Regions from separate parts of the Homo sapiens genome. Here region 1 is linked to region 2. Evidence: chromatin loops called from intact Hi-C (ENCODE). Cell type or tissue: endothelial cell of umbilical vein. All regions are shown on one strand. Links, peaks and the distances in the headings refer to the core of each region. The heading gives the core; the rest is flanking DNA.

The links. A loop is a pair of places that touch in the nucleus more often than their neighbours do. Peaks named below come from ENCODE experiments on the same cell type or tissue, not always from the same donor. Only the 100,000 strongest peaks of a DNase experiment are listed, where the experiment ranks them.
Region 1: a loop joins it to region 2, with 2.2 times the contacts of the local background. A loop is called at or near these places in 1 of 110 quality-filtered maps.

The regions. Positions count from the first base shown.
Region 1 is chr14:99,746,771-99,752,136 of GRCh38, forward strand. It overlaps a transcript of EML1 not described here. Among named protein-coding and RNA genes, the nearest start is that of EML1, 44 kb to the right of the region's middle. RefSeq lists enhancers at 2,755-3,287, 4,779-5,366. In endothelial cell of umbilical vein, for the core only: a CTCF peak has its summit at 2,602; no DNase peak of the experiment used is centred there; H3K27ac peaks cover 719 bases.
Region 2 is chr14:99,529,141-99,534,506 of GRCh38, forward strand. All of the region lies in intron 2 of CCDC85C (coiled-coil domain containing 85C), which reads right to left. Among named protein-coding and RNA genes, the nearest start is that of CCNK, 50 kb to the left of the region's middle. RefSeq lists enhancers at 468-990, 1,513-2,035, 2,036-2,556, 4,493-5,094. In endothelial cell of umbilical vein, for the core only: no CTCF peak of the experiment used is centred there; DNase peaks (open chromatin) are centred at 1,061 and 2,281; H3K27ac peaks cover 2,023 bases.

The sequences.
Region 1 (5,366 bases), core at 319-5,318, 220 kb after region 2:
CCTAAGAAGGCTGGCTGAGGCTGGCATAGAGCCTTGTCCTGTGTCCCCACCCCTCGAGCAGGGCTCCTCCCACCCAGGGCTCCCAGTTCTTCCTGGGGAGAGAAGCCCAAGTGGCCGGGTGCTCTGGTTTGTTGAGCATCTGCCGCGCCCTGCCCTGGGCGGCTCCTCCGCACTCCTGTTTGCTATCCTGTGCTTGCCTCCGCTCTATCGGGCGCTGTGCCCCATCTCACAAGGCCAGATACCCAGGATAAGCATGACTAAGGAGGTAGAAAAACAACCACCACCCGGGCACCTGTAGTCCCAGCTACTCAGAAGGCTGAGGGAGGAGAATGGCGTGAACCCAGGAGGTGGAGCTTGCAGTGAGCCGAGATAGCGCCACTGCACTCCAGCCTTGGTGGCAGAGCTAGACCCCGTCTCAAAAAAAAAAAAAAAAAAAGGAAGAAAAGAAAAACAGTCACCACCTCTGGAAAAAAAATCATGAGCTCCGAACTCCCCTGGAAATGTATAGAAATGGCGAGGAGGGCACTGCGCATTCTTCCAGGCCTGGACCAAGGGACCAGCCTCTGGCCCAGGAGAAAGGCAGGCCCGGGGTGGCACAGATCGGCTCCAGATGTACAGGGCACATTTGGGGAATGGCAGCTGTCTGGCCTGATGGGGGGCAGGGGTCTGAGGGGGAAGGAGAAACTCTATCCTAAAGTGGGTTTGGGGCCACCTCGGTTGCCCAGTTGGGGGGTGGCATGTTGGGTAGACAGTGGAGAAGGGTGGATGTCCTATGGGTGAGGGGCTGTCAGAGACCCAAGGAACATCCTTTCTGTGTCTATTCATGTCTCATTCACCAAACCCAGGTCTGCACTGCACCAGGGCTGGGCTGCGCCTTAGGAATTCATGGGGCGAGCAGGGTGAGCTTCAGGGTCAGGCTTGGGCCCGCTTCTTATCTACTCTCTGCAGGGGCTCGGAGTAAGGACACCTGCCAGTCACTGGGAGGCCTGAGTGGAAGCCACCAAGCCCACCCCTGGCCACACGGGGACTTGGTGCTGCCCCAGGGGTCCCGCTGCAGGGTCAGCAATGCACGGGAAGGGGCCTCATCTCACCTTAGACACTTGGAAAGCCACCCCCTCCTGGACTTTCTTCCTTTTCTTTCCATCTTGAAACACTGAGCTGGTTGAGAGAGGGTAAAGACTTGGCAATGACCGAAAACCAGGGATGAGGTGCCCTAAAGAGGTTCCCTTAGGGCCGACAGCTGTGACATCCATGAGATCATGCGTGCCTGGGTGCCTGGGAGGAGCCCCACTCACTGCCAAGGCGGAATTCGCCCGGGATGCCCGGGCAGGAGGTGTGGCTGCAGCCAGGATTCCCGGGGCCCTGCAGGGTCTGTCAGGTGACCCTAGCTAAGAGCCTGTCACAGGGATGGCATCGCTGCTCTGGGAAAGCCCCTGCCCGCAGCCCCAGGACAGCCCCTGCCCGCAGCCCCAGGCCTGCCCACTCAGAGCATGTGGGGTCCTGGGATCCGGAGCTTGCCCCGAGGCTGCGGGAATATGTGGGGTGAGTGGTACTCACGTTTCTCCCCGGTTTCTGGGAGGAAAAGGGAGGGGCCAGCGATGCTCAAGGCTGCAGCTTTATAGAAAGTGTCCTGGGTTCCAATCCTGGCTTTGTTATCTTTTTTTTTTTGTCTCAGTGACACCTTTGTTGAGATGTATTATATAATTCACACATTTAGACCCAGCGCAGTGACTCACACCTGCAATCCCAGCACTTTGGGAGGCCAAGGCAGGAGGATCCCTTGAGTCCAGGAGTTCAAGACCAGCCTGTGCAACAAGTTCAAGGCTGTAGTGAGTCATGATCGCTCCACTGCACTCCAGCCTGGGCAACAGAGCGAGACCCTGTCTCAAAAAAAAGAAAGAAACTAAAAATAAATAAATCACACATTTAAAAGTATATATCCAGTGGTTGTTAGTATATTCAGAGTTGTGCAACCATCACCACAATCAAATTTAGAACACTTCCGTCGTCCACGGAAAAATCCAATACCCATTAGTAGCGACCCCTTCTAGCTTCCTCCCCACAGCCCTTGGCAAACACTCGTCCACTTTGTTTCTGTAGATTTGCGTATTCTGCATTTTTCATATGAGTGGAATCCTGTAACACGTGGCCTTTTGTGCCTGGATTCTCTCGCTTAGGAAACATTTTTGGGTTCATTCGTGTTGGAGCCTGTATCCATCTTCATTCATTCCTATTGCCGATTAATACCCCAGCATATGGATATACCATGTTTCACTCGTCTGTTCACCAGTGGACGGGCATTTGGGTTATTTCCACGCTTTGGCCATGATGAGTAACGCTGCTATGAACACTCGTGTACCAGTTTCTGTGTGAACATCTGTTTTCATTTCCCCTGGGTGCACACCGGGAAGCGGGATCGCCGGATCATACGGTGACTCTATGTTGAGCATTTTGAGGAACCGCCAGGCTGTTTCCAGCGGTGGCTGCGCCATTTTCCCTTCCCACCTGCGGGGCATGCTGGCTCTGACTCCTCACATCTTCACCGGCACCTGTTACTGTCTTCTCGCCCCCCCAGCCATCCTAGTGGTGTGAAGTGGTATCTCACTGAGGTTTTCATTTGCATTTCCCTAGTGTCCAATGGTGCTGAGCATTTTTTCACGTGCTTATTGGGCACCACCTCTTGGCTTTGCCACCTTAAGTCTCGGTTTTCATATCTGTAAAATGGGGACAATGACAGCACCTGCCTCACAGACTGTGATGAGGGCTCAGTGAGATAATGTCAGGGTCCTGGGACATTTGCTGCTTGAAGCTGCAGGCTGGGGTTAGGGTCCTTCCTCTGAAAGCTGGTATGAGGGAGGGACATGGAGAAAGCTGGAAGCCTGGAGGTTTCTGTGAGCCCCAAACCCATGTAGACAGGGACAAACATCAGTAGCGAGGGAGCTGACTTACCAGCCCAGCCCTGGGTGATTTCTGCTGGAGCTCTGATGCTCTGCTGTTCTGCGGCAGGCCGAGTGACCCCGACATGTCTACACAGCCCCAGTGAAATGCAGATGGCACACGTTCAATGCAGACAGGCTCAGCCCATCACATGGGCTTCTAATTTTTCTCATGGGGAATTATTGGGCCTCTGCCCCTTGGCTGCTCCCCGATGGGGTGACATCGTGCTCCTTGGACTTGCTGTGACCGGCTTTGCCAAGCTTGTGTCTGTCAGTGGAGAGCTCTGGAAGGCAGCCAGGAGTGTCCTCCCGCGAGGTTGGCTCTTTCTGCCCCTTATCAGGGAACTTCTGGTGGAGGTGCCGATGGTCAGGCCGATTGTGTGGCCGTCACCTGAGCCTGGAGCCAGGCGGGAGGTAAGGGAGTACCACCAGCCTGTCACGGGTGGAAAACAAATCCATCTCTAACAGCAGGCTCACTAGGTTGCCCCGGAGGGAACAATTCACGTTCCATGCTGGAATCCCGTGGGAGAAGAGCGGAGAGGCTCCCCTGGTGGCCCCCGGATGTTCAGTTGAGTCTGCAGTCTGGGAAAAGCAGGTCAGATGCGATGAGGACTCCAGGCTCCAGGGAGAGGTGCTGGCAGCACATGGGGGCAGGTGGGGGTCCCAGGCTGTTTCTGGGCCCTGCTGCTATGTCCTCACCCAGCTGGGGCCACAGTAGAAAGTCAGGGAGGGGAGCATGACTGAGGAATCAGACAGATTGCTTTGGCATTCAAGCTCGCCACCAAGTGCTGTGTGATCTTTGCAAGTCAGATAACCTCTCTGGGCCTTTGTATCCTTGTGTGCAAAACAAAGCTGATGACACCTTATAGGGTGCTTGCTACACATGAACTATCACCCGTATTCAAGGGCACAGTGGGGGGATCAGGGTGGGCTTTCATTTTAGGTCGAGTCCCCTGAAAAGCAGAGCTTCTATTCCATGGATGTGGCCTCCTAAGACAGTCACTCAGGAGAAAGCTGTGAAGGAGGGAGGAAGGCAGGATGGGTTCTAGGTGGAGTCCAGCTTGATTTTGTTCATAGTCACCTCCACCACCCCGAGTCTAACCCGATCGCCCCTCAGTTCAGGGCTTCGACCTCTGCCCTTGAAGGAAGCATCCATGGAAGGCTGGGGTGGCCTGGGGGAGAGGTCTCCCTGCTCAGAAGCCAGAGCCTGGCTCAGAGACGATGCTCCACAGGCATTAGCTCCCTCGCCTTCCACCTCCAGGCCTCGGTTTCCCCCCCTGTGAAATGAACTGGCTGGAGCAAATGTTTTTAAAGACCTTCCAGTGTAGTAATAGCCTCTTTTCTTAAAAAAGAAAATTAAAAGAAACTACCCAAGCAATCATTCCCTTAGCCACCCATCACATCCCAAGCACCTACTGCTAGCCAGGCCACTGCTGGGTCCTGGGGTACAGAGGACAGTCTGCCCCTCACCTGCCTCCAGGAGCTCACAGCAGATGGACAAGCAGACGGACAATGAGAGCCCCGTGTGCCATGTACTGTGACCTGAGAACCACAGGGGGGTGGGCAGGGCAGCCTTCCTGGAGGAGTAGCCCTGAGTCAGGTCTTGAGGCACAAGTGGGAGGTAACAAGGGGCCACTGCATGGAGGGTCCTGGGTGACCCAGCACGGAAGCAGAGGCAGCAGCAGCTGCTGAATGGTCAATCAGCCATTCGACTAACATTTACTGATCAGCTGCAGACAAAGATGACAGTATGATTCCCGTCCTTGGGGGCAGACTCTTGGAGCAGGGGAGGTGTCATGCAGAAAACGGACAAGATAAATACAAAGCCCATAGTGTGTGTGATGGTAAGGAGGGTGCTAAGGATGGGGTATCGTGAATCAGGGACGGGGTGTCAGAACAGGGCTATGGAGAGAGGCCTGGATACTCGAGAAGGACCTCAGGGATGTGAAAGACCGGGCCATGGAGCTTCTGAGAAAAGGGTGTTCCTGGCAGAAGAGGCAGCTGGTGCAAAGGCCCTGAGTTGAGAGTGTCTGGTCTTTTCAAGGAAGAGCAGCAAGGTCAGTTTGGGCAGAGTGAACCCCAGAACCGGGGCGGAAGACGAGCTTAGACAGGAGGGGTTGGGAAGACCCACAGGGGTCTATCTGCAGTCTGAAAAGGATATTGGTATTGACCCTGGGTGAGAAGGGAGCCAGGGAGGGTTTTGGGCAGAGGAGTGACAGGACCTCACATCCGTTTTACGGGCACGTGGCAGCAGGAGGGAATGTTCATTCTCAGCGAGTCTGAGCATCAGAAGATAAGAGGAGGCAAACCCAAGGCCGTTTTGCCAGCCCTTGCTGGAGGCATCCATCACAGCGCCCCAGATGCCGTTACTCCAGAGACACCGTTAATCGCCCCACCGCGCAGGGCTGATGTTTAATATGCCATCAGCTG
Region 2 (5,366 bases), core at 191-5,190:
CCCATGGCTGGCACTGCTCCTCCCTTGGTCCCCATGTCATTTCACACCCGAAATCCCATTTTTCAAACTCACGTGTATGTGCCATTCAGGGTAACAGGCAGACCAGTCTTGTCCACCACGCAGACCATCCCTCCCTTCCCAGGTCCCTCTGCAGGCCCATTACTTGTTCCAGTGAGGTAAGTGAGGGACAGGCCTGTGGGAGCTTTGAGGTGTGCAGTTTTGTGTGTGTGTGTGTGTGTTTTGTTTCTTTTGTTTTTTTGTTTTGTTTTATTTTGTTTTTGAGATGAAGTTTCACTCTGTCACCCAGGCTGGAGTGCAGTGCTGCAATCTCGGCTTGCTGCAACCTCTGCCTCCAGGTTTCAAGCAATTCTCCTGCCTCAGCCTCCCAAGCAGCTGGGATTACAGGTGCCGGCCACCATGCCCAGCTAATTTTTGTATTTTTTAGTAGAGACGAGGTTTCACCATGTTGGCCAGGCTGGTCTTGAACTTCTGATCTCAGGTGACCTGCCAGCCTTGGCCTCCCAAAGTGCCGGGATTACAGGCGTGAGCCACTGCGCCCAGCTGAGGGGTGCGGATTTGCAAAACCAAATCCTACCTTGGCTGAGTAAGCCAGAGCAGCTCCTCAACTTTCTGGGCCTCTGTTTGTTTGCACATAAACTGGCATCAGGCGGAGGCTGGCGGAGGCTATGGCTGGCCCACAATGGACAGGAAAGATCACGGTGGTTAACCCGCCACCCTTACCGCCAACCGCCCGACTCCCAGTCCTTCCCACAATTTGCCTTTTCATCCTCTGAACAATGTATGTGTCAGACACCATTAGTGTCCCCATTTTGCAGAGGGGGAAACTGAGGTGCAGAGAGGTTAAGCGACCTGTTCAGTGCCACTCTGCTGGCAGGTGGCACTAGTGAGACTTGAACCAGGCCCTCTGGCACTGGCATCCTGCACTTGGCCTGTCAGCCCTGGTGACTCTCCCCCAGCATCTGGCTCACGGTGGACACTCCTTACACTGCTGGTGCTAGGGCACGGAGGTGGAATTTCCTGTCTCCATTCTGCCCACATTGCGAGACTGACCATCTGTTCATTGGCTGGAAGGCTGGAAAGAGGGGGTTTCCTCCCTGGGCAAGGGAGAGGCCAAACTGACTCTGAGGTTCAACTAAGGAAGCGTTTAAAGTCCTCCAGAGACCCAAAGACTACACTGCCTATGACAGAGGTGATACGGTATGGCGGCCAACCCAAGATGCCAAACACACAGGGCAGGGAAGGGCTTGGAGCCTGCTACCAAGGCATGGAAACGCTGACCAACAGAGATGCCCACGTGGACCACCGCGACGCCAGCATCTCCGGAGGAACCCGGGCTCAGGACAGCCCATCCTCCTAGGGACACAGAACTGAAGCGTTGGCCATGGATTCAGACAGCAGCAGATCGATCCCCTCTTCCCCGCCCCTTGAAGGGCTCAGAACTCAAAGGACAAAGAGCAGCGGTTCCTTGGGGATGGGCCAGGCCCAAGGGACAGCAGAGGGCACATGGTCAGCCAGACCTCGAAAGATCCCAGGCCCTTGGGACCGCCTGGGGTGCTTCCCAGGGGCCACATCACACTGCGCTGGGCATCACCTCCCAGGTGAGGACACTGAGACTCTGGGAGAGAGAGGATTTCACCTGAAGCCACACAGCAGGTGAGCGCTGGGGCGGGGGCTATTGGAGTTTACAGGGAGAAGAGCCTGTCTACAAGCTGAGGAGAGAGGCCTCAGAAGGAGCCAGCCCTGCTGATGCCTTGATCTCAGACTTCCAACCTCCAGGACTGTAAGGAAATAAATTTCTGTGGTTTAAGTCCCCCAGTCTGTGCAACTCTGTTATGGCAGCCCTACCAGACGAATACAACATCCATGTCAGGAAATCCACCTTCATCCAGACCTCAGTTTCCCCATCTGTGCCTAGTGTGAATTCTGGGTCTCTTTCAGCAGCCCTTTGGTACGTGGCAGGCCAGGGGAGAGGTGGGCACAGCGTGGGGGAAGAGGGGAGAGGAGGAGGGTGGGCTGGGGGCCCTTCAGTCACCAGCCCAGACCCCAGCCTCGCTCCCCAAGCTGGCCCTCTGGTCTAGGGAGAGAGAATATCAGGAGAGCTCCCTGCTCTTTTGTAAAGCTGGCTTTTTTGGCGCACAATGGAGTCTTCATTTATCAGCCCAGCAGGGGAGTTAACGAGAGGCCCCAGCGTCAATTACAGCCGCCCCCAGCCCAGCCCGGCTGGGCACAGAGAATCCACAGGAAAAATAAGAATGCACACGGAGTCTTGAGATGAATCATCGTGGAGGAAGCAGCTGTGTTGATGAAATTTTAAAGCCAACATGAGAAAGAAAATACGAACAGCAATACAGTAATTGAGTCTGTGAACATGCTGGCACATTTTTAATTAAACCTATTTTGGAGTTAAATAGAGGCCATGGGTGGGGGGGGGGGTGGGACCGCGGGGAGTAGGAATCCAGGGAGGCTCCCTACCCTCCCACCCAAACCCCAAAGCCACGTCACCTTATGCTATTCCAGAGAAGAGCATTCCTCTCTCCTGCTTTTCACCAACAGGAAGAGTCCCTGCTTTGCGCAGAGGTGGGGGTTTCTGTACAACTTGATTTCCCTGACAAGATTTAAATGCCAGAATCACAGAATCTCACGAGCCAGAGTCCATGAGGCTTAGGACAGCATCTCATTCAAGGCTGTGAACTCTTTCTTCAAGATTCCCAAACATAGTCACCCAGCCATCTCTTGATTATCTCCAAAGATGGTACCCTCACTACCTGCTGAAGCCCTCCCTTGGTTAAGTGGGCCTTCCTTATTCTGAGCAAGAACAGCCTCCCCTCTTGGCCGTGGAGACTGGACAGGGATCAGCCACAGGCTCCCCAAGACACATCCACCCAGTTCAACCATGCTGAGCACTGGAGACACCAATGTGGCCACTCAGACCCTGCAGCCCTGTCCTGGAGAAGATGACAGTCCCACAGGGGTGGGGGCCAGGATCCACAAGGGTGGGTCATGACACCCTATCAGCAAAGGTGGGCAGCCCAGGGACTGAGAGAGCTCAGGGCAAGCACCAGGCCACCTGTGGGTAGTCAGGGAGGGCTGCAGACAGGAGGCCAGGAGGATGGAGACTAAGTAAACCCCATCTTCCTGGCGCCTCCCTGAGAATGGGGCCACCACTTTCCTCACAGGCAGTGCCCTGCCACGAGCTCTCTTCACCTCCCCTATCCTCCAGGGGCCTCTCTGTGCATGTGGGTCCTGCGGGCTGGGCAAGGTGGTGGTCAGGCAGGAACAAGGGTGAGACTGGCCTGCCAGCCCTGCATCCCCAGGGCCACATACATAGTAGGTGGTCAGTTAAACACTGAGTGAATGAGTGCCCACTTCTCAGATGAGCAAACACAGGTCTGGGAGAGAAAGTGGCTCAAGGATCCCCAAAAAGCTGGCGCCACTGAAGCTGCCCCAGGAATCCAAAGGCAGGCTTGGGACCCACTGCTGCCGAGAGCCAAGGGCCCCTCCCTCACCCCGTCTCTCTGTCTCTCTCTCTCCTGCATGGCTCAGAACAGCAGTGCCTTCCTCCATGGCCAGCAGGAACCCCACCCATGATCCCAGCTCCTCTGGTTCTTCTTCTTCTTCTTCTTTTTTTTTTTTTTTTTGAGGTGGAGTCTCACTCTGTTTCCCGGGTTGGAGTGCAGTGGGGCAATCTCGGCTCACTGCAACCTCCGCCTCCCAGGTTTGAGCAATTCTCCTACCTCAGCCTCCCAAGTAGCTGGGATTACAGGCACGTGCCACCCTGCAAGGCTAATTTTTGTATTTTTAGTAGAGACGAGGTTTTGCTGTGTTGCCCAGGCTGATCTCAAATTCCTGACCTCAAGTGATCCGCCCACCTCAGCCTCCCAAAGTGCTGGGGTTACAGGTGTGAGCCACCACACCCAGCCGTGGCTCCTCTGGTTCTGCTGATGCCATGGGCTCTGGGGATGCCACCAGCTCCTGGAGCCTTTGTTATGAGGTTCAGGGGCCTCCACTGCAGCATGGGGACAGGGCACCGGGGCCAAGGCCCCAGCAGCATACGGCTGCCTCCTTTCAGGGTACTGGGTATGGCCCTGACAACACTTGCTGGGAGCCCCAGGGCAAGACCTCTGCCTGCTGCAGAGTCCATGCTGAGAAAGCAGCTAGGGATGGGCCCTGGGTGCCCTCCTGCCACACCACACAGAGATACAAGCTCCTTCAGCGACCACTCCAGCAGCATGGCTTGACTGGGCATCATTTGGTGAGAAAGCAAATTTCTGCTAAAGAAACAAAATACTTTGAACCCTTTCTGCACTGGATGATCTCTGAATTCCGCGCCCTGGTTGTATGTAACAACAAGCAGGCAACAGTGGGTTTCTGTCCCTAAATTCCAGTCCAACTGCCTGCAGCCAGCAAGCCTGTGTCCAGGCAAGGGTCAGCAGCTCCCCAGCCATCAGGATCTGATGTCGGTGCCCTGCAGACCTGGCCCACGGATGAGGATGTGAACAGAGCCCTGCTGCTACCCCCAGGGAGCTGGTGGGAGCAGGCCTGGGGAGGAAGAGGTCCCTGGGCAGAGCCAGCCCGTCCATCCTTGAGGCTCAAGGCTGAAGCTCCCATCTACCTCCACCTGTGCACAGGTGGGTGCAGGGCAGGTGGACACAGGTTATGGTGGAGGGCCCCCTGTGAGACCGGGGGGCACCCCAGGAAGGAAGGCAGGAAGAAGGGCTGCTCCTCCACAGCCCGCTTGGGCGCAGGTTTTCTGCAAGTCCGTGGTCAGGAACTGGGGTGTATTTTTCCAGTGGGACACTGTGGCCTGCAGGGGCCAAGGGATCAGGGACACTCCTGTCCTTATGGAAACAGGACCATGAGCTGCTCTCTGGTTGGACCGCAGAACACATTTCTCATAGAAATAACACTGCAGGGCCGGGCGTGGTGGCTCACACCTGTAATCCCAGCACTTTGGGAGCCTGATGTGAGAGGATCACCTGAGGTCGGGAGTTCGAGACCAGCCTGACCAACATGGTGAAACCCTGTCTCTACTAAAAATACAAAACTAGCCAGGCGTGGTGGCTCATGCCTGTAGTCCCAGCTACTCAGGAGGCTGAGGCAGGAGAATTGCTTGAACCCGGGAGACAGAGGGTTGTGGTGAGCTGAGATCACGCCATTGTAATCCAGCCTGGGCAACAAGAGCTAAATTCCATCTCAAAAAAAAAAAAAGAAAGAAAGAACACTGCAAACAGCATCCCAAATTCAGAGCTGGAGCTTCCAACCCACTTCTCCACAGGAACAATGAGACAAAGAAACTCCAGATCAGGGCAGACGCGTGAGGTCACTGACCCGGGGGCCCGAGCTTC